Linked DNA regions of Homo sapiens: all the other regions are linked to region 1. The links are chromatin contacts, found by Hi-C or POLR2A ChIA-PET in ENCODE. All regions are on one chromosome and are shown on one strand. The core of a region is the stretch at or near the end of the contact, and the rest is flanking DNA. Distances in the headings are between cores, read along the strand shown.

Region 1 (4,583 bases), core at 1,010-3,509:
AGCAGGGTCTTTGCTTAAATTAGGTGGCGCTAGATCAGACTTTGCCCATCCCCTTCCCTGCCACTGTCAAACTGGTGGACGGAGAAGACCTGACTGCCCTTGGCTGCAGATGCCATGACAGAAAGCCAGACACACTGCAAGCCAGGGATGAGGGGGCTCAGGCAGCGAGGAGCCCCTGAGAAAGAGCAGCACTTCCGGGGACTGAAGCCAGGTTGCTTCGATGCTTTGGGTATGGTCTCTTGCCTCATAACTCACATGGGGAAAGAAAGAGACCATATTTTTCTTTCCTTTTTATCTAAGGCTTTATTTATTTTGTTTTAGAGCAGTTTTAGGATCACAGCCAAATCGAGAGGAAGATACAAAGATTTCTGTCATATCTCCTGCTGCCACACATGAATAGCCTCCACTATTATCAACATCCTCCACCAGAGTGGTGCATTTGTCAAGATTGCTGAACCCCTCCTTATCACCAAAAGTCTGTAGTTTACATTAGAGTTCACTCGGCCTTGTACAGTATATGGTTTTGGACAAATGTATAATGACGGGTATCTACCATTACAGTATCAGAGTCCTCTGCCAGTTCAGTCATCCCTCTTAGCCCCCCACAGACACACACGTTTTTCTTGATAGCTAAGTTGTCTAGAATATATAAATTCCATACACCAAGAAATATCAGAATATAGTATTCTCTAGTAGTCCTTGGTTATCCTGAGTTTTGGTGATGCCTTGTTGGTTTACATCATTACTTCTTAATTACCTGGCGGTCTGGTTGAAATACAAGTTCTGGACCCAGAGGTCTTGGGTGGAGCTTGGACTTTGCATTCTAAAAAGCGTTCATGGATATGGCAGCTTCTAGTCAAAGGACTGCACATTGAATGTCAAGGACTGCAGTCGCTCCCTCCGTATGCTTTAGGATTTTCCTGAGATCCATAGCTCTCTTTCCCTCCCTTCTTCCAGGTGTGTGTTGGGAAACACTACCATCCTTGCTGAGTTTGCCACTGATGATGAAGTCAGCCGCTTTCTGGCACAAGCTCAGCCCCCTACACCTGCAGCAACCCCAAGTGCGCCAGCTGCGGGGTGGCAGTCGCTGGAGACCGGCCAGAACCAGTCAGATCCCGTGGGACCTGCTCTGAATCTTTTTGGTGGGTCCACTGGGCTCGGGCAGTGGAGCAGCAGCGCTGGTGGCAGCAGCGGGGCCGATCTTGCTGGCGCTTCATTGTGGGGGCCCCCAAACTATTCTTCTAGCTTATGGGGAGTCCCAACGGTGGAAGATCCCCATAGGATGGGCAGCCCTGCTCCTTTACTACCTGGTGACCTTCTGGGAGGAGGGTCGGATTCAATCTGAACTTAGAACTTTCAACTCTGACCTCGTGACCTTTTTTGGAACAGCAGCAGCACTAACTTGACCTTTTCGTTTTTTTTTTCAACTTGCAATAAATACATTTTTAAAAGGAAAAAAGAAAACGGAGAGAAAAAAAGGTGGGTCATTGACAGACTGTCTGAGCACATAGTTGCCTCCCTTATAACTTCAGTTTTTTCGTTTGGAATATGAATCCAAAAAGAGAACATATCACTCTTGAAATACTTGAATCATGAACGCCAACCTAGAAAGACAATGTGAAGCAAGTACACATACCATTTAAATTTAAACACAAAAAAATTAAAAAAATTAGTTTCTAGTTTTTCACTTTTTTCATGTTATATGGAAGTTGTTGCTAAGAAACATATATACTGAAAAAAAATAGCTTTTTAACTTTGTTTGCACTGGGTGTGTTTCCGTCCTTAGGTCTACCATGTTTGGGAGGGAGGGAAATTCAAAAGAATTGTTGGGGGAGGGGGGAGGGAAGACTTGACGGAGCCTCACTTTAAAAACAAAAACACAAAAAACCTAAAAAAAAAAAAAAGGAAAAAATTTGTGATTGGCTGGTTGATAAATACCAGTGTGTTCTGGCACATGTAACTGCCCAGGCATGCTCGTTCTGGTGTGTGTGTGCACGTGTGTTCATGTGCATTCGCGTGCATCCTTCTCTGTCTCTGTGTGTGTGCCTGTGTTCTTCCCTTCTCCCCTGCCCCACCCTGACTTCTCAGAAAGCTGCATCGCTGACAGTCTGCAGGCTGGCTGGCCGGCCCATCTGCTTTTTATTTTATTTTTTTAACTATGAGAACACACAGGCCCGGAGAGCCACTGCTACTAAAGCAACTCCATTGGGCTGCATTAAGATGAACAGAGTGCTTTTTAATGATGAAAGCAGGGAGCTCCTTTCCATTTGCAACTTAGCCTGAATGTGGGGTTTCTCTGGCTGTTCTTTTGACCTAGCAGTAGAGTGGAGCACTGCCAAGTCCAAAAAACTAGAGCAGGAGGTACCTCTTGGAGCAACGGTGTGTTTATTTCTGTTTTTTTTTTTTTTTAAGTGAATGGCCACCAGGCACATCTGAGTATCTGTTAAGTTTCATGCAGGCCTTTTCGTTAGTTTGAAATGGGAACGGAAGATAACTTTTGATGATGCGATGTCTCAAAAACAGAGAAACTTTGTTCCCTCTTTCCTTATGATCAGGTTTGAGAAATTCTTCAAAAAATTAGGTGAAGTTGAGTTACATATTTCTGTTGGTTGGTTCTCTTTTTCATTTTATGAAAACAGAAAAGAATAAGTGGTGAGCAGCCTCCTGAAAGCATCTGCAGCTACTCCCTCTGCTCCTTTCTCGCCGAGCGTTACCTGTGCCAGGCCGTGGCGCGTTACAGCACCAGGCCATCACTGACAGAAACGTTTACTTAACGAATGTTCTTAAACCAGTGTGTACTTCAAGCGTTTCCTTTTGTTTCTCTGTGTTGTGTATTTCCTGTGTATGTGGTTTTGCTTAGGCAGGTATAACTTAGCGAAGACTTTTAAGTATTGCACCTTTTTTTGATTTTTGACCTCTTCCCCCCACCTTGTAATTTTGCTTTTTTAATTTCGGTATTTAAATACTTTTTTTTTTTTTTAAGCATCAATGTAGTAGTACTCTGGGCCGAACAGGGGTCAACGTTTAATCTACAGTTATCACCAACATGTATGTACTTATGTCGGAATCAAAATGTATCAAACTGCTTATTGTGAAGAGAATTATAGCAGACCTGAAGGGGGCGAAAAACCAGATAGGGTGGGGGGATGGATGCCGGTGACGTGCTAGCACTTGTGTGGACATCCCAGTCTGCATTATGCTGTTTAACATAAAGTGCCGACATTTTGTACCAGCAAATACCTGCCCATTCCAACCCTTGGTGGGAGCAGACCTCTACTGTCCTCTGTAACTTGCTGCTATTGAGGACAAGGGAGTTTTTCTTTCTTTAGCGTCTTCAGTGAAGGATACAATACAACAATGCCTAATGTATTTGACTTTTTAGCTTGTGTCTGTGTGTAGGTGGGTGGGTGGGTGTGTATAGGAAAAGCCTAAAACAAGTTATTTGCATTTCAGTGGTTTTGTGAGACAAAGAATGGGAAATTCTGTAGCCCTTCTGGCTTACCCTGTTGATTATAAACCTAGCCTCAAAAGAGATTGACAGGCATGACTCAAGTGAGTGTTCACATATACAAGCCTGCATGAGCCCTCTGTGGGTAGGTGGTCACACTTGGCATCTGCAGCATTGACGTGGCCCCGCTGGGTGCCTTGAGCATGCCCTCTTCCTGCTCTGCAATTTGAATCACCACCGTGCCCCTTCCACCACTGTTCCCCATGCAAAAGCTCTGCTTCCAGCAGCCCCCACTGACCGCTCTCTGTGTGGAGCAAAGTGCTGTCGTGCGGTGACCACCAGGTGAAGAGCAGCTTGTATTCAGACATCTAGAGAAGGTTAAATCTTAGTGTCCCTGGGCCAGGAGCATATCCCAAGGCTCCTGCGAGCCAGTGGCGACCCTGTCCACTGCCGCTCTTGGTTCACTGCTGTGTCCTGCCCCACCCTCCTCTCCTCCTGCCTGTTGGTTCCTTGACCTGCACTATGGGTTAGTTGAGTTCCTTACGATACTACGGTGAAAGCCGGGTGCTAGAGCCCCTCTTGTTTACAAGACATAATGAGGGATTTGAAATATGTAAAAATAAACATGAGAAGCTAAAATGTTCTTCCATCATAAGCTTAAAGGGAAAAAAACTAAAAACTTTAAAAAAAAAAGACCAAAAAGTGCGTATATATATACATATAAATATATATTTTAGATGAAGACTAACTCTGGGAGCATTTAACAGTGTTTTTTGTTTCTGTTTTTAACATTTGTTTTCCTGCTTTAAAATTTGCAAGCATTCTCAGGAATTCTAGGGTAGGAAGCCAGTTTTTTGAAGATGGTTTATTTAACCATATCTTATCCTAGAGAGATGGCTGTTTCTTTCCTGTTAATAAACTTTTACAAGTTCCTGAAACTTCAGAAAGTTTAAACAATTTTTACTTAAAAAAATGTAAAAAGAAAAGTCTCCAAACATTATTGTCATACTGGGGATCACACATTTTAAAACACATAGAAATATTTTTTAAAAATTATCAATTTAGCAGCAACAGGTAAATTCATTATCTTAAAAATATGGGAGAAGGATTAAGCTTTGTAAGAGCTCGATCATGG
Region 2 (4,583 bases), core at 891-3,390, 400 kb before region 1:
ACTGGCTCCTAAGTTTGGCACCAATCCCAACTGTTATGAAATCGCAGACGAATAATAACGAAGTTCTTCATTGCTGGGATCCCAAAAGGTTATCATTTCGAGTTCATTGCAGGGCACTTTAGACGTCCATATTGGGCCCTAAATGATTGGAACCATCAGGAGAGGGCTTGCCTGACTCTGCCATTCACCTCATTTGTAAGTCTCTGCCGTGTTTCGACACTGAGTTGTGTCTTGTTGTTTAAAAATAACTTCTCATTATAATAACATTTTCCCTTAATTGAAAAAATATTTCTGACCTGAATTTATTATTGTCATAGCTGTGTGAGCAAGCAGAGTCTTGTTTGCCTCTACAATATATTAATAATGTATTAATTAGCTTCCCAGTGCTGCCCAAACAAGGAACAAAAAGGATTTATCTAAATCATGAAAACTGAAGTGAAGCGAACACTTTGGTAATTATATTTTAAGGGCAGTCTCAGCATTTGATAGTGTGGCAAATTTTTGTCCTGCCTTTTGAGAGAAGATAACCAAAAACACCACTCAATTAACAAAACGTTGTTTAGTACCTACTATGCACAAAGTCTGAGAGGTAAAAGAGGTTAAGACAAATAAAATTGTCCAATTTATTTTTATGGCCATAGTTAAAAGGCAATAAAGGCAAGACACTGTGAGTATTTTGATTTAGCTACAATTAGCTGAAATATACTACATCAAATCATATGAAATTGACAATATCTGGGGGCTGGCTGCCGTGACTCATGCCTGTAATCCCAGCACTTTTGGGGCCCAGGATAATCACTTGAGGCCAGGAGTTCAAGGCTACAGTGAGCCAGGGTTGTACCACGGCACTCCAGCCTGGGCCACAGTGTGACCCTGTCTCTAAAGAAATAAAAATAAAAATAAATAGAAGATATTGACAATAGCTGACCCTATTTTTTACCCCAAAAGTGGTGATTTTATATAATTTAATCTAATATTAAGGTATTCTTGTCATACTGTACCAGCTCCTAAACATTATACTTTTCATTTTACTTCTATTTCTAAGCTATCATTATTACAACAACCAAGAGAAGGTAAATACAGGTCAGAGATTTGACTCCTGTTTTTTGTATGTATTTATTTTTGTAGATTCACAAATAACTTATATTTTGCAGTTTTAAGGTTTCTAATTATATTAGACCCTGTTTTTTATTTTATTTAGAGTCATTGTCCTTGCTGCCTGTCCTTCACATGTGACAAGTCAATTCTTCATGCCATTTCCTTCACAATCTTCATGCAAACTCATCATCTCCATTTCCATCTATTCTTCAGAGATGTATGATTGCAGAAAACTCCCCTTTTTTGAAATATTGCTCAATAGAGATTAAATCTAACACCCAGTTTTACCTGTCTATCCTTGAATTACAGGTTACTGAGAAGTCAGAACAGATAGCCATAGAAGTACCCCACTAAATCCATTCTTCTATCTCCTTCAATATTTGACAAATATTTACTAAGCATCTATCTTGAGCAAGCATTGGAGTAAGTCCTCCCATAAATATGAAGTTGTGTAAATAAGGATGCATGCATTCATGTAAATACAAGTTTAATGCTGGATATATATTGTTTTAAGTGCCTGATATGTATTAGTCTATTTATTCCTATCTAAGGGGATAAGTGCCATTGTTGTTTCCATCTTAAAGATGAGGAAACTGAGGCCAGAGAGATTATACGAACTCCTAAAACCCTAACTCTTAACCACAGCATTCAGAATCTATCTGGTTGTAGTGGAGGACCCAATGTCAAAAAAGCAAGTGCTTTTCCCAGACCATGAACACAATGTGTGACAAATTAGCAGTTCTTCCCCTTGCCCTAAGATAGTAAATATCCACCCAGGCCAACTTGTGTCTGTCAGAGAACAAAGAGTGGGCTTGTCACACTGTTTTCTCCCAAGAGGGTCCATCTGCCTCCGCTCCTTTGGTACACGCTAGGGGACACACACTGTCCAGCATATTCTTGCAGAGTCATATCTTACCCCACATCTTATCACAACCCTGCTGAATGTCAGGCACTATCAAGAAAATGTTCACTCATCTTCTTCCCGTTATGCCCAATGTGTGAACTGATAACACATCTAAATTCAAAGAAAATCAACAGACATCACCTCAATCAACCTGAAAAGTCTGGTGACTCATTCCCACCCTTCTCACGGGGCTCCTGCTGGGCTGCCTGGTTCTCCGGAACCAGCCTCCAGGCCTCCTGCAGCCGGGGTGCAGCTCAGTGTTCGAGCCCCCTCTCTGCTGCCCATCAGATGAGTGTTGACTTTCTTTGGCACAGGCATTTGAGTTGCATTTGAATTGCAGAACATGCTGCCCCCATTCTGTGCTGACTGTGACCCCACTTCATGTGCCCCAGAGGCAGGCTAAACAAGCTTGCCTTGGAAAAAATAACAGGGAAGAAGATGCTGACTCTCCAACCCCCAGAGTAAGTTCCGTCACTCTGGAGGTAAAGTCATAATATCTAAATATGGCTCGATTCATGTCAGGTCTTATAAATACACACACACACGTGGATGCTGAAACCGTGCATGCCCTGACAGCCAAAAAAAAAGTCAAAACGACTTACTGTCTCATTAGCAGGACAAGACCTGATAGGCCAGCTCACCAGAATAAAGAATACAAAAAATGGGTATTTAACTTCTCTACACAGACACACACACACACACACACACACACACACACACACACACACACACAATCTGATGTAACGACCTCAAGAGAGCTGGTTGCCCTGGCAATGAAGAATCGTTTGTATATTCAAGGATTTTCTTGTTTAAATTTAAGCTAGCCACTTGAACTTCTCGAGCTTTCTTGAGCTTAGCTTCAGGCCTCCATCCCCAGACAGAGGTCTGACATCTATGTCAGCCTCTAGCAAGGCAGGAAGCTTAGAAGTCGGACCAAAACCTCACAAGCCAGCCAGCCTGGATTTGAATTTCAGCTCTATGGTTTCTCAGCTGTGTGACCTGGGTTAGCTGCTTAACCACCTTGAACCTCTATTTCCTCACCTGTACAATGGGAATAATAAAATTAAAACAAACTTGCATGGGTTCATTATGAAAATTAGATTGATTGATGACATAATACATAGCAAGCATTTAGAGCTGTGCCTGATTCCGAATGTGAGTTATCTGTAATAGTGACTTGAAATGGGTTTACACTGCCTGGCAGGAAACCATTCAATTCCTTTTTGTTTTTGACTTTAATCTTTGAAGCGCTTTCATCTCATTTCTTCTTATTTTGTGTTTGTGGAGAAGGAGGATGTTTAGCCATCCTTGGAGTACAATCTTTTATTAAAAACCATTATTAAGTCTCTTCAAGTTTCTCTTTTGTAGTAAATGATCTAGATTACTTAATGGTTCTGTTTTACATGTTTTAATCATTTATTTGAACCATCTCCAGATGTAGTACACACAGAAATATTGTCTAGGAAAATGTGTTACTGAAATTCCTTATCATCTGTGGTCCATTAGCTCAAATGTTTAAAACCCATTGTTTTTATTTTTATTATTTATTTATTTAGTTATTTTTGCAAGACAGGGTCTCACTCTTTTGCCCAGGCTAGAGTGCAGTGGCACAATTATAGTTCATTGCAGGCTCGAACTCCTGGGCTCAAGCAATCCTCCAGCCTAAGCCTCCCCAAAACTTCTTATTCTTAAGAGCAAAGTTGAGTTCCATCATATTGTCAGTTGGTTTCACTCCATCATATTGCCAAAACCACCTAATTCTCAGATGCATAGTTTAGCACAAGCCAAACCAGAAGAGACCATAGGTCATTCATTCATTATTCATTCAACATTTACTAAGTGACTGCTGTATGCCAGAGGCTGGGCTATGCTGTAAAGTCACAAAGAAGATACTTCTCAGTTGGGAGAGCTTACAGCTTGAGAGAGAAGACACACAAGCAAACAAATCATTACAAATGCCTTTCCATTGGGTGCCATACTTGAAATGAGAAGATGAGGCCAGGGTACCCTTGGGGCAGAAGGGAGGGAGGATTAAGCTCAGGGAACAGCTTTACAGAGAAGGTAACATTTGCACCATATTAAAGGATGGCAAGAATTGAGGAGTACAAAAAGGAGAATAGTCCAAGAAGAAACACTCAGGGATGATTTGCACATTGTAAATTTAGGTAACCTTACATGCCTTACATGGGGCTGCTGTGACTGAGGCACAGGGTCAAGGAAGGGAGCAGAGTCATAAAGCTACCCAGGTCAGCCAAGGCCAGGCTAGGAGGCCTGAGCTTTATCCTGCAGGTGTGCAGAGCCAGAGGAGAGTGCAAGAAGAGACATGGCACAGTCTGATCTGTTTTGCACAAATCACTCTGGAAGCAATGAGGAGGGGAGAATGGAGGTATTTGAGCCTAGAGTCAGGAAGGAGAAGTAGGATGCCAGGGTTGTGGGGAAAGACGATAAAGCCCACACAAAGGAGGGCTGATGGAAAGATGGAAATCAATTTCAGGTATATTTAGGCCAGGTGCGGTGGCTCGCGCCTGTAATCCCCACACTTTGGGACGCCGAGGCAGGTGGATTGCCTGAGCTCAGGAGC
Region 3 (4,583 bases), core at 1,448-3,947, 370 kb before region 1:
CAAGTCTGTGGCTCGTGTTCTAGCTCTGGCCTTGCTCTTGAACTCCAGACCCAGACTTCCAATTGTCTGCTGGATGTCCCCACATGAACTCCAGCCCCTAACTCAGGATGCCGAGAATCACTCAAACCCCCATGCCCATCTCACCCCCATTTCCACCCAAGCCACTCTTCTTTCCATGTTCTAATTATTATCCTAGGTCAGTCACAAGCTAGAAGCCCCAATTATCATCAATGCCTCCTTTACCAAATCCTGGTGACCAGTAACCAACGTCTCCTGAGCTCCTGTTCAGGGCCAGGATCTAGCTAAGTGGTTTGCAGGCATGATTTCATCATCTCAGCAAACCTGTGAGGTAGGCATTCATTTCCCCTCCATTTCATAGATGAGAAACTGAGGCTAGGGATTAAATCACATGTCCACAGTCACACAGCTAGCATGTGACCAATCCAGGACCTGGACAGAACTCTGTCTGACTCCTAAGCACTAAACTCTGCTCTGAATGTATTTTTTTCCTCATATCTCTCAAGCAAGTCTCTTCTTCACCAGAAAGGAGTGTGAGGCAGTAAAAAGGAGCATAGACTTTGAGTCAGATGGATCTGAGTTTGAATCCCAGCTTACTAACCATGGAGACTGGGGCCCAGTCATCTGCCCCCTTTGAGCTTTAGTGTCTTCCTCAGCAAGTGGAGGTAGTATCCATCTTGCCGGGTTGTGGAGAGGATTCGAGGTGATGACCCTGTCCCAACGTAGACGCCCAATAAATGGTGGCCCGCATTATCGGGATCATCCATCCCCGCTGCTTCTGACTGCTCAGATCATTGCCACAGCTCCTTGACTGACCTCATTACCTCTTGTCTTTTTCCTCCTTCACTCATTCTTCTTACTAGTCCCAGAGGGATCTTTCCAGACAAATCAGATCATATCATTTCCTTGCTCAAAAGCATTCAGGGGTTTCCAATTACCAATTGATTGAGACTGAAAACATCTGGCCCCAAACCACTGTCCAGTGTCATTATGCACATGTACACATGTGTGCACACACCCACACAGAGACATCTTTGTAGATGTAACGCCCCCAGGTTGCACTGCAATGTATACACCGCCCTTTCTCAGCCTCTCCCCTATATACTCTGATTGCCCCTCTCCTACACACACATACTTGACCTCCTCTACCATGGAAACCTCGCTGGTCCTCTCCACTCCCTACCATCCCAGGGAAACAAATCACTCCCTCTTCAGCTCCTCCCCAACATTTCACATAAACTTCACTCATTTCCAGGCACTTATGACTTTGCCTCACATGGCAGCTATTTATAGGCAGGCCATGACCCTGTGGTCTCATGCACCCTCTATTTCTACCTCTCATTGCTGCCTTTGCCCCGTGGGATCCTAATTGCTCGTTTATGTGTTGTCTACTCCACTAGCAAAAGCTGTGCAAGGGCAGGGGCTGTTTCTGCCTCAATGTCTAGAAGAGCTGTGCCTAGAACTCCCTGACACTTGACGAATGAATGAACTTTCAATTCCTCTCCATTCCCTGAGAGCAATGTCATGCACGTGTGCACACAATGCCAGGTTCGTCTTTGTGTCTTCACAGCATCTAACACAAGTCATGGCCCAAAATAGATGCCCAGTACATATTTCTTGAATTGCTAAATTGCATTTCTTCCTGTTCATTTAGAATTCCATTGGAAAGCCAACCCCCTCCCTCTTTTCAAATTCTGTCCATTGCAGGTAAAGAGCAAAATGGGGAGGGCTTGTTGACTGAGCCCCACAGAATGTCTACAGGATGGTGATTGGTTCCCATGGCTGGGACTCCCCACATGTGATTGCAATGTCTGCCCCCCACCTTCCTCAATGGGTAACACACCCAGGATCCTCACAAATACTTTCAAAGCCAGCTCCTGACTACCCCAGCAATTCGCTTCTGGGATTCTCTGACTTGTTTGGCCTTTTGTGCTAAAGACTAAACAGAGGTTTTCATTAGAAAGGTACAAAAAAGTCTGAGCAGCCACCCACCCTCAACAGACCATCAGTTTCCTGGGGCAGAGGCCCCAGCTTATTTATCTCCATATTTCATGCACCTAAGTGCAATCAGCAGGTGCTCACTAGATGGTGATCTACACGGCATGTAGATCAAGATGGTGGACAGGAAAACGCTGCCAAATGACTTGATCCTGCTTCTCCTATGACGGAAACATTTGGAAACTCAGGAATCAGATTTTTTTCCTATTCATGCCACAAACCACCATACCTGCAGCTACACACAGCACCAGCCTCACATTTGAATTTGCCATTAAATTTGCCAGTAGCTTTGAAAAATATCTCTTGACCCAGTCCATTTCTGTCTCCTTCTGTAATGCAGCTAATGCGACCTCATTTCTTCCTGCTAAAATAGCAACCTAAAAGCACTAAGAGTTAATTCCACATAATTCATTTCTTCAATACTTCAGATTTTTGCTATGTTTCTAAAAGCTACAATTTCATCCAATTTAAAAATTCTTCCAGCCGTAATTTGGCCCTTCTCTTCCCACGTCTAACTTATTCACAGGCCATGTAACCCAAAAAATCATCTCTTAGGGAACATTATAAGAATTAAGAAACAGTCAAGAGTAAAACTTCAAGTGTTCAGGCTGAACGCCTTGCTCAGGTTTACACGATGGGTACACGAGATAGGGGGAACCGAACAGATGGAGAGATGAGAAGAACAGGAAGTGTGGGGCCCTGGGCCCACAACGGCAGGAGGAAACCATCTCCCCTCCCCTCAAATACTTTTCTTTGCAGAAAATGAGAATTTTTTTTAAAAAAAAACCTCACCTTCTATACATGGTAAAGAGCCTGCAAATTCACCTCTCTAGAAACACAGTGTTAGGCAGACCAAGCACCAGGTGGCGGAGAGAAATGGCTGGCATTGTGGGATAATCTTTCAGTTTCTAGAGGAGGTCTGAGGCATGATAACTAAAATTACAGAGCTGCTTTCAGGTCAGAAAATGAAGTACAAAGTGTGTGGTTTTTTTTTTTTTTTTTTTCTTTTTGAGACAGAGTCTTGCTCTGTTGCCCAGGCTGGAGTGCAATGGCGCAATCTCGGCTCACTGCAACCTCCGCCTCCTGGGTTCAAGCAATTCTCGTGGCTCAGCCTCCCAAGTAGCTGAGATTACAGGCATGCACCACCATGCCTGGCTAATTTTTGTCTTTATGGTAGAGATCAGGTTTTGCCATGTTGGCCAGGCTGGTCTCAAACTCCTGACCTTAGGTGATCCACCCGCCTCAGCCTCCCAAAGTGCTGGGATTATAAGCGTGAGCCATGGCACCCGGCCTCAACGTGTGGTTCTTACGGTGACAAGGTAGTTTCCAAATGGCCTCTTTTACCCCTTTCTGTGTGACATTTGCTACCCTGGCCAAACACCACATTCCCATGTGACGGGAGAAAGGAATTCCAATGCCATGAATTCAGAAGCGATGGATGGAGTGCAGTGTGCTCTTGTGTTTTTACGTGGCTACGAGGCGCTGCTGCTGGGTTTCCTAGTTCTTTTGACCTAGATTTTCTGCTTCCTCCCTTGCCCCCTCAGCACACACATACCCACATGTCCTTAGTGACACCAGCAGTCACATTTGATGTTAGAAACTATAAAGTTTTCTGTTCTCAGCAATCTCAAACTCAAATATGGGACACACTTTTATTCCTTCAGAATAAATGACTAAATTCAAAACATACACACATAATGCTTTAAAGAACGTATAAACCCTTCCATGTCCTATTCAGAGCTGGAGGCCTCCCTCATAAGAATACCACATTTGATGGAATTGTATTTTTTGAAAAGAGTCTACACTTTCTGAAGGACTTTCAGGTACCAGGGCTCATTTGATCCTCACATCAGCTCTGTGAGGTGCTAGGTGGCTATTATTATCTCCATTTTTCAAATGGCTGATTGACTTGGCCAAGATCACATATCTAGTGATGGAGCCAAGCTAGAAACCAGGTCTTCTCGTTCCCAACTCACAACACTGTCCCCTTCCTTCCACCTTGGAGTGATGTTAGAAATAGGTCATCATCTCCACTCAAGCACTTAGTTCTTTCCATTATCTTCCCATCTTCTTTTCTGGGAGAAAGAAGCCCAAGGGCCCTGTGACTTCAACTCCACCCACTTTCTGATGACTCTGAAACCCCAAGCCCCAACCTTAGCCTCTCTCCTGGGTCCAGACTGACATATCCAGCTGCTCCCTGAGCTTTTCTTCTTAGTTGAAGAATTCAACTCACAGTCACCCGCATGCAATCTGAAGCCCATGAGCCCTTTCTCAGCCCTGCCTCCTCTCATGTATCTTCTATTTCTGTAAAGCCGTCACCACCTACTCAGTCTCCCAAGCCAGAAATCCAGTGGCATCCCAGAGTCCTCCTCTCCCTTAGCTTCCAAGATTGGTCAAGAAATCCTGCCTGTTTGCTTCCTGAATTTCTCTAAAATATATCCTCACCTCCTCTTAGCCTAGGCCCTATCATCTCTTGACTGGAGGCCTGCGCTCATCTTCCTGCAGTTTTTCTGCCGACTTTAGCCTTGCAATCTATCTTCACATTCTGATCTCTGATACAGAGCTCT

The links. Hi-C counts contacts between places; a loop is a spot of excess contacts on that map. ChIA-PET counts read pairs that join two places held with the same protein, here RNA polymerase II (POLR2A). Pooled maps may share reads with other maps.
Region 2: a pooled map shows a loop between it and region 1 (2.0-fold over the local background). The contact joins two enhancer-like sites. A Hi-C loop is called at or near these places in 2 of 50 pooled maps. POLR2A ChIA-PET finds 5 or more read pairs at or near these places in 4 of 52 experiments (CD8-positive, alpha-beta T cell, PC-3, Panc1 and 1 more).
Region 3: POLR2A ChIA-PET joins it to region 1 with 16 read pairs in activated naive CD4-positive, alpha-beta T cell. The contact joins two enhancer-like sites. A Hi-C loop is called at or near these places in 2 of 37 single-sample maps with no recorded cell type and 2 of 50 pooled maps. POLR2A ChIA-PET finds 5 or more read pairs at or near these places in 2 of 52 experiments (activated naive CD4-positive, alpha-beta T cell and naive thymus-derived CD8-positive, alpha-beta T cell).

The regions. Positions count from the first base shown.
Region 1 is chr22:40,321,897-40,326,479 of GRCh38, forward strand. TNRC6B (trinucleotide repeat containing adaptor 6B) reads left to right here. Exons shown (of 23, transcript NM_001162501.2): 23 at 958-4,583. The coding sequence ends at 1,345. Among named protein-coding and RNA genes, the nearest start is that of ADSL, 22 kb to the right of the region's middle. Within about 2 kb of position 2,260, at least 6 of the 41 ENCODE cell types and tissues checked have a DNase peak (open chromatin) inside an H3K27ac peak, as active enhancers do; they include CD8-positive, alpha-beta T cell, where a contact is called at or near this core.
Region 2 is chr22:39,918,256-39,922,838 of GRCh38, forward strand. The region is part of intron 1 of GRAP2 (GRB2 related adaptor protein 2); the gene reads left to right. Among named protein-coding and RNA genes, the nearest start is that of GRAP2, 19 kb to the left of the region's middle. RefSeq lists an enhancer at 2,823-2,872. Within about 2 kb of position 2,141, at least 3 of the 41 ENCODE cell types and tissues checked have a DNase peak (open chromatin) inside an H3K27ac peak, as active enhancers do; they include CD8-positive, alpha-beta T cell, where a contact is called at or near this core.
Region 3 is chr22:39,949,019-39,953,601 of GRCh38, forward strand. The region is part of intron 2 of GRAP2 (GRB2 related adaptor protein 2); the gene reads left to right. Among named protein-coding and RNA genes, the nearest start is that of TMA7B, 9.1 kb to the right of the region's middle. RefSeq lists enhancers at 1,629-1,868, 2,633-2,802 and a silencer at 2,903-2,962. Within about 2 kb of position 2,698, at least 4 of the 41 ENCODE cell types and tissues checked have a DNase peak (open chromatin) inside an H3K27ac peak, as active enhancers do.